Regions from separate parts of the Mus musculus genome. Here regions 1 and 3 are each linked to region 2. The links are chromatin loops, found by intact Hi-C in ENCODE. Cell type or tissue: gastrocnemius. All regions are shown on one strand.

The links. Hi-C counts contacts between places; a loop is a spot of excess contacts. Peaks named below come from ENCODE experiments on the same cell type or tissue, not always from the same donor. Only the 100,000 strongest peaks of a DNase experiment are listed, where the experiment ranks them.
Region 1: a loop joins it to region 2, with 3 times the contacts of the local background. A loop is called at or near these places in 29 of 42 quality-filtered maps.
Region 3: it touches region 2 in a loop (3-fold over the local background); 5 of 42 quality-filtered maps call a loop at or near these places.

The regions. Positions count from the first base shown.
Region 1 is chr2:104,584,837-104,587,336 of GRCm38, reverse strand. No RefSeq gene overlaps it. Among named protein-coding and RNA genes, the nearest start is that of Cstf3, 4.4 kb to the left of the region's middle. In gastrocnemius, a CTCF peak has its summit at 1,476 (motif pointing right); no DNase peak of the experiment used is centred here.
Region 2 is chr2:104,133,614-104,136,113 of GRCm38, reverse strand. No RefSeq gene overlaps it. Among named protein-coding and RNA genes, the nearest start is that of A930018P22Rik, 12 kb to the right of the region's middle. In gastrocnemius, a CTCF peak has its summit at 1,498 (motif pointing left); a DNase peak (open chromatin) is centred at 1,491; H3K27ac peaks cover 1,050 bases.
Region 3 is chr2:104,317,527-104,320,026 of GRCm38, reverse strand. All of the region lies in intron 1 of D430041D05Rik (RIKEN cDNA D430041D05 gene), which reads left to right. Among named protein-coding and RNA genes, the nearest start is that of Gm22501, 91 kb to the right of the region's middle. In gastrocnemius, no CTCF peak of the experiment used is centred here; DNase peaks (open chromatin) are centred at 411, 944, 1,654 and 2,160.

The sequences.
Region 1 (2,500 bases), 450 kb before region 2:
TGTCCTGGAACTCACTCTGTAGACCAGGCTGGCCTCGAACTCAAAAATCCACCTGCCTCTGCCTCCCAAGTGCTGGGATTAAAGGAGTGCGCCACCACCACCTGACGTGGGATTTTTTTTTTTTTTTTTGGTTTTGGGGTTTTTGTTGTTGTTGTTGTTATTTTGGGTTTTTTTTTTTTTTTTGGCAAAATATTTTAAAAGTAAATTAAATTCATTCTCTAAATGAATCAGTTTGTTTTTTCTGAGAATAAGGACTTTCTTCTTCATATTCACAAGACCATTTATCATATCCATGAAAGCTTACAGTTATTTCCTGACATCAATTACGATCTAGTTTACATCTACATTTTCACATCTCTTTCAACAGTGTGATTTTTGGGGAATATGTGCTGGATCAAGCTCACCGTCTTCTGAGCACTAGCTTCTGAGCTACACCGTCAACCCCAAAATGTGTTTAAAGGAGGTTTCTACAAATCAGTATTCAACCAAGTTTCCGGAATTATGCTTAATTTTATCTCATTTATTTTAGAAAATGTTCACCTTTTGGGTTTTTGAGACAGGATCTCTCTATGTAGCCCTGACTGTTCTGGTCTGGAACTCACTTTGTAGACCAGGCTGACCTGGAATTCATAGAGACCCACATGCCTCTGACTTCCCCAATGCTAGTTTTAAAAGTGTGCACCACAATCCCCAGGACAAGAACTCAAACAGGGTCTAGATCTAGAGGCAAGAGCTGATGCAGAGGCCATGGAGGATTGCTGCTTACTGGCTTCCTACTTCCCCTACTTTCTTAAAGAGCCTAAGACCATCAGTTCAGGGGTGGCCCACCCACAGTGGGCTAGGCCCTTCCCCATCAATTACTAAGAATATACAAAACTATCTTATGAAGGCAGATTCTGTCCATCTGTCTTTCTCTTTCTTCCTTTCTCTCTTTCTCTCTCTCTCCTTTCTTTCTTTCTTTCTTCCTTTCTTCTGCCCTTCCTCCTCCTCCTCTTCTTTTAGTTTTTCAAGACAGGGTTTCTCCACATATCCCTCGCCGTCCTAGAACTCTCTAGAGTAGAACTAGGCCTCAAACTCAGGGATCCGCCTCCTCTACCTCCCACGTGCTGGGATTAAAGGTGTTAATCCCATCGCCATCATCACTGGCAAAAAGAATCTTAGGGAAAGACACAGGATCCATGTTTACTTCTTGAAGTGTTGGGGATTGGATGTAGGCATCTCTCTTGTAAACATTTCCTGTGTCAGTGAGCTACACTCACAGCCCCACATTTATCTTAATAACTATGCCACTAATACTGACTCAGCACCCACAAGTCCTGATTTAATTAAAGTGTAACTGTTAAAAAAAAATATTCTAGAACTCATGGAGCTGACCCAAAGGAGATCTGAGAATTTTGAGGATAGTCTGGAATACCTCGTGAGAACTTTTGGGGAAGAAAGGCAGAGAACAGAAAGAAAAGGGCACTTGCAATGGTTCTATGAGTCCCCAAGATGGCAGCAAATACAGGTTATAGCTAAAGATTAAGCAGCGGTGGCAAACCTACTGATATATCTCTCTCTCTGTAGATATCTATATGTATGTATGTATGTATGTATCAATCTATCCCAAATTCACTTGGAGGCTAGCATTGTGATACCAACTATAATCTCAGCACAAGGGGGGCAGGAGGGTCAGAAATCCAAGGTCAGCCTTGATTACAGGTGAGGCCAGTATGTGATATATGAGACTTTGTTTCCGAAGAAAGGAAGAAAAAGAAAGGAAGGAAGGAAGAAAGAAAGAAAGAAAGAAAGAAAGAAAGAAAGAAAGAAAGAAAGGAAGGAAGGAAGGAAGGAAGGGTAAGGAAAGAAAAGAAAAAAGAGAAGAGAAAAGAAAGAGAAAATCTATTAGAAATTTTCATCAGAATTCTAAAAATAGTCGTTGCTGGGCTTGGTGATAAGCTTGGTGTCTGGTGTTGCAGTACAGACTTGGGTCTTATTTCTTAGTTAAAATACCTGGTTAACTGGAGCAGTGTCATACACCTTTGTTCCTAGCACTAGGGGGGCAGAAGCCAGGGGATATCCAAGAGTTTGAGGCCAGCCCAGTCTATATAGAGAGATCCTGACTCAAAACAACAACTATAAAACCAAAAAGAAAAGAAAAGAAACAAAACAAAAACAAGCAAGTAAGTAAACAAACAAACCAGCCTAGTTACAGCTGATCATCATGGGCAAGTATAAATCACACTTGCTACAAATACTCGCTCTAAATATATTGGGTATGGCCAGCCTCTGTACCCATGCAGCTGATTCTTTCCACTTCTGTCTTCTGTTTATACTTTGACTTATTTTAGAGAAAAGCTTGACAGACACATGACTTCAGCTATGTAGAGGGATGGGTAAATATTTCAAAAGCCTGTGTAAAAGGGTCACAGATATATCAGGAATTTTATTTTTAAAGTATGTGCAGCACTTTCAAGAAACAAATTCTCAATACACTGATAGAACTGTCTACAATGACTTA
Region 2 (2,500 bases):
TGCTTTGTTCAAACAGCATGGGTCACAGCCTCAATGTCACGTGGTGAGCCAGTGGGAAATAAGATCCTCTTGAGAACATGCCTGGGCTTCCTACATTATCTGCTCAGGGGCAATGTGTAAGGTTTGGTTTTGCTTCTGTGATGAATCTCTGACATCATCCCTTACAAGAGGAAAGATTTCTTTTTTTTTTTTTTTTTTTTTTTTGGCTCTGGGTTCCAGGGGCTTCAGCCCATGGTTAGCTGGTTCTATCACCATGAACCTCAGGGAGGGTTGAACAGCTTGCCTCGTGGTAGACAGAATGAGTAGGATGAGCAGAAAAGGGTCAGAGAAAACTATCCCTCAAAGGCACACACCCCCAGTCCCTACCTCCTCCAACCAGTCCTCGCCTTGCACAGGTCTGCACCCTTCTTAAATAGTCTATTCAGACTTTAAGTCTATCAGTGGTTAACTTACTGATGAAGACAGGGACCTCATGACCCTGTCACTTCCCCCAAACTTACTTTTAAGCATTACTGGTATGGAGGACTCAAGACGTCTGTGAATGGGCATCCTGAGAGGATGTTTCATACCCAAACCGTAATACTCCATGTGGTTTACAGTAGAGTCCTGCAATTGAGAGGATCCCTGCCCATCCTTGCTTTGGAACCCAGACCTGGTAGTGTGTTATTTATTCATGAAAACATTCTCCATCTTTGTTGGTAGATATGGGCTAAAGGGAACAAAAAGAATAGTTTGGAACAACTTATCAATAAATTAACTGAGATGCAAGGCTTTGAGGTGGCCCGGGCTCATCACAGATGTATGCTGCCTGGTGTGTATATAAGCAAGGGTCTGAACACATCTTACTGGTAGGTAGGGGTGGTAAATATGAATGAGATATGACTCTTTTCACTTGTTTGGGGTTTGGAGGGACAGAATCACTATATAGCCCTAGCTGACCTAGAACTCTCAGTGTGTACCAGACTGACCTTAAAATGATAGCAACCCCCATGCCTCTGCCTCTCCAGGGTGCTAGGATTACTGGTGTGTGCTAACACACCTCTCCAGTGTGCTAAGATTACTGGTGTGTGCTAACACACCTGGCTTCTTTTCCCTTTTTGCAGTGGGCTCTTATTAAGTTGTCCAGTCCAGTCTTGAACTAACTCCATAACCCAGGCTGACCTGGAAAATGTAATCCTTCTGCTTCAGCTTCTCATGCTGCTGGGATTCTGGGTGTGCACCACCACGTCTGGCTCTGCAATGTTCTGCAGCAGCAGCCCGGGCAGACCCATACAGGTAGTATCAGTCAATGAGTCTGGTATAGTTACTTTCATTCTTTGCTAACTGGACATTCACCTTGAAACCAAATCTAAAAAGGGCATATTTTCCAGGGGCAAGTAGAACACTAAGCAGGCAGCCACCTCTGGGAAGGGCCAGGGCTACACCTGTGCTTGTTTTTGCATTAAGTGTTCCAACTGCTGCCTCTGTGTCTCTGTGAATCTATGCTGCCATCTAGTGGCTCCCACTATGAGAAACATGTGAAGAGACCTTAATGCAAATCGCCCAGGAAACTGAGACAACAGTAGAGACCTCAGGCAGCAGAGCCAGGCAATTTGCAGGCACTACCTCAGTTCACCCGCGACAGTCTGTTATTGTGCATGCTTTCCACACAAGAAGAGAAGAGAAAAAAAATCAACACATGACTGAACACATTGGGGAAGGACTCAGGTTTACTTTGTGTGTGCTGCTTTCAGAATTGCAGGAGTCTACACTGGGATAAACAGTCACTGCCCTGGGTGAGTCTGGGAGTGGAGACATGGGCAAGCTGTTGCTTTGAGCTAGATGATAGTCTGAGTTCTTCCTATACGTTAACGTACCTTGTAACCACCTGTGATGACCATCGCTCCTTCAGATGTGGAGGCTGGTAAGTATGTGTTACTATGTCTGGTGTGTGCTGGGTTTGTGACCCAGCTGAGCTCAGAGGTGTCAGTCTTAGTCACTGTTGCAAACCACCTCTCCAAAGGGGACGTCTAAGGCTCATCCCTAGGTCTCAGAAAAGAATTCAAGCCTTCTATACTTGTGATGTAATAAAGAACCGCCTGGCCCAGATAACCTTTTGAAATAGCAACACAATGTTGTCTCTCACATTCATAATCAAGAAACATGAAATGCATTGAGTTACCCAAAAATGCCCCCCAAAAAGTCTCACAGTGTTTCAAATACACTTATGATTTTGCATAAATCATATATAGTTATTATCCTCAGCCACCTGTGGCACCTCTGATAAATCAACTTTTCGTCTGGTTTTATATAAGTTAATGTTTCAGTAGGCTGGATCTGAAGTCAGACATATGACCAGGAGTGGCAACTTTCCCTCTCAGGCTAGTAGCCATCAGTGTGCTCAAAACACATTTGAGGAATGTGTGGTGTGAACAGAACCGTGGGATCAGGGTGAGCTGATGGCAACACAGCCCTCGTCCCTAAGATCACCCAGATCTGGGGGAAGGACAGGCAGACGATC
Region 3 (2,500 bases), 180 kb before region 2:
ACACATCCTACCCTCCTGGGATCATCACTTATGAGCTCCCCCTCCCCCTCTTTCTCCTGCAGAGTCCAGCACAATACTCAGAACACAGTAGGTGTGGATGCTCAGATACACACTCGGTACATATCACTGCAGGAAAATATTTAGGATTTTCTCAGGTCATAGAAACAAGAAACATCCCCCAGGGCATAGGATACCTGCTCTCCTATGTGTCTAGTGGTATGTGCTCTCCCATAGTGTCTAGGAGCTGGAGAGATGGCCCAGTCAGTAAAACAAATGGTACACAAGCAAGGAGATCTGAAGTCAGATCCAAGAACCCACACCGAAAAGCCGGGTGTGGTGGTGTATGCTTATAATGCCAGTGTGGGACATGGAGATGGTGATTTCTGGGTGCTGGCTCCAGGCCAATAAGAGATCCTGTTTTAAAAATCAAGATGGATATGAACTAAGGAACAATACCTGGAGATGACCTCTGACCTACCCGCGTGTGCGCACGCGCGCGCACACACACACACACACACACACACGAGTGGGCTATATTTGTACAGAAGGTGTTGGTCCAATTTGGGGTGATGTTGGCTTATCATAAGAGGGGCAAGGTAGAAGTTTTCTCTAAGATTTAATTACCTATAGTTAAAAAAAAAGCCTGGGGCAGGGTTTCTCCCAGGTATATGAAAATCATTCCTTCTATGATCTGCAGATTCCCATGACCTTGAACTCACTGGTGATGGTATTGATTGCACCACCACCTTCGATTCTGCAGCAGCTGACAGCAGCCTCTCAGCTAACAGCTTTGGGGGTAAGGCTGGTTTCAGCCTCACAGGCATAGCTGGCTGACTTTGCAGCCATGAGAATGGGCAAAGGTTTGTGCAGAGCCATGTCATGCAGAGAGTTTTGATTCGGGGAAAAACAGATCAGCCTGAAACAGGCGAGGGGGAGAACACAGCCGCAGAAGGGTTTTCAGGCTCTGCAGGGCTGCTAGAACCACGTGGAGCAGACCTGAGCTAAGCGCTCTGCCTACAGAAGGCTGCATAGCAACAAGGGAGGAGTCCTCCAATCCTAACTTGAAGAGCTGGCCACAGACAGCAGTGGCATTTCCTCATCTGATTTTTATGGCGCCCTTCTCGTAAAGGGCAGTCTATGGTTTTATTTTATGTGGACTTGAACTACCTCAGTTAATTTTCAAAGTAGCAGCTGTTTAGTGCATGTAATTCAGATTTTCACAAACAACCGAGACATAGGCACATGTTACTTGAAGTCATTTGGCTAGTTAGTAACAGCACAGTGATTTGAACCCAAGGCTAGTGAAGACCTATGTAGACCTTTATAAAACTGCATAGCCCCAGATTTTTACCTTTTTACTAGCCATTGTGCCCGTGCCTGTCTTTTTTGCCATTGTTTGGACAAAGAGGCAGAGCCAAGGGCATGGGAGTAGATTTGCCAACTGGAGCTTGGCTAGCAGAGGTATAAACCTTCAACTGCATGCACAGTAACCAGGAAGAAGGCTCTGAGGAGAGGCCAGAGGGTATTCAAGTGGCACACAGACCACCTGGAAGCCACCACCTGGCCTTTTCTCATTAGCAATTGTCCAGGATTAGAAAGAAAAGACCGGAATGTGGAATTTACAAAGGGCTTGTAGAAGAAGGCACTTGGGGGACATCCAGGCTGCCAAGGGTGGTCTGACTCTTCAGTCAGAAAGCTGAGCAGCAATGGGCAGGGGATCTTGATTGCACAGATGACAAGCTGGCCCTTGATGTGGCTGAGCCAAAGAGAAAGGGTTGGAAGTGCCAGAAATGGAATATCAGTAGGAAATTTAAAAGTTGAATTTGAAAATCCAAAATGAAGGCAGTACTGGCAGAAAGAGACTTAGTTGTGCTGGCAGTGAGCCTGTGGCTTCCCAACCTTCCTCCCATTGTGATGGCCATAACCTTGGATCTGGAGAGTAACTCAAGTTGTGTGTTTTTAGCAGGAGAGAAACTAGGAGCCAATGCTGACCACATTTTGATAAAGAACCGATTTCCAAAGATGAGGAAAAGAAAGGGGAAAAATTTCAATTTTCAGGACTTAGCAAAGGGAGAAGAGAGGCTCCGAACGCTTCCTTGAGTCCCCATTTAAAATCGGCATGTGTTTTAATAGGCAGGAGCCTGTTCCAAAAAGCTAGGCTGCAAGAAACAGACTGTTGGCTTATTTTCCTAAATCAAGTTAAGCTTGGCTCCAGGCTACTTAACAGGGCTGGAGAGAGGTTTGCGTGAATGGTGTGTATGCATCTAGAATAGCTTTATTGATTTATACTTGACACAGAATACAACTCACCCATTTAAAGTGTGAGATCCATTGCCTTTTAGTGTGTCTGCAGGGTGAGGAAGCCATCGCCACAGCCAATGTTATATTTTCATCCCTGCTAACTGAGACTATACCCTTTATCAGCGTGTATCCCCTTCTTCTCTGTTCCCTAAGAGACTGCCAGTCTCCTTCCTGTCTGTGTGGGGCTGCTTCTTCACTT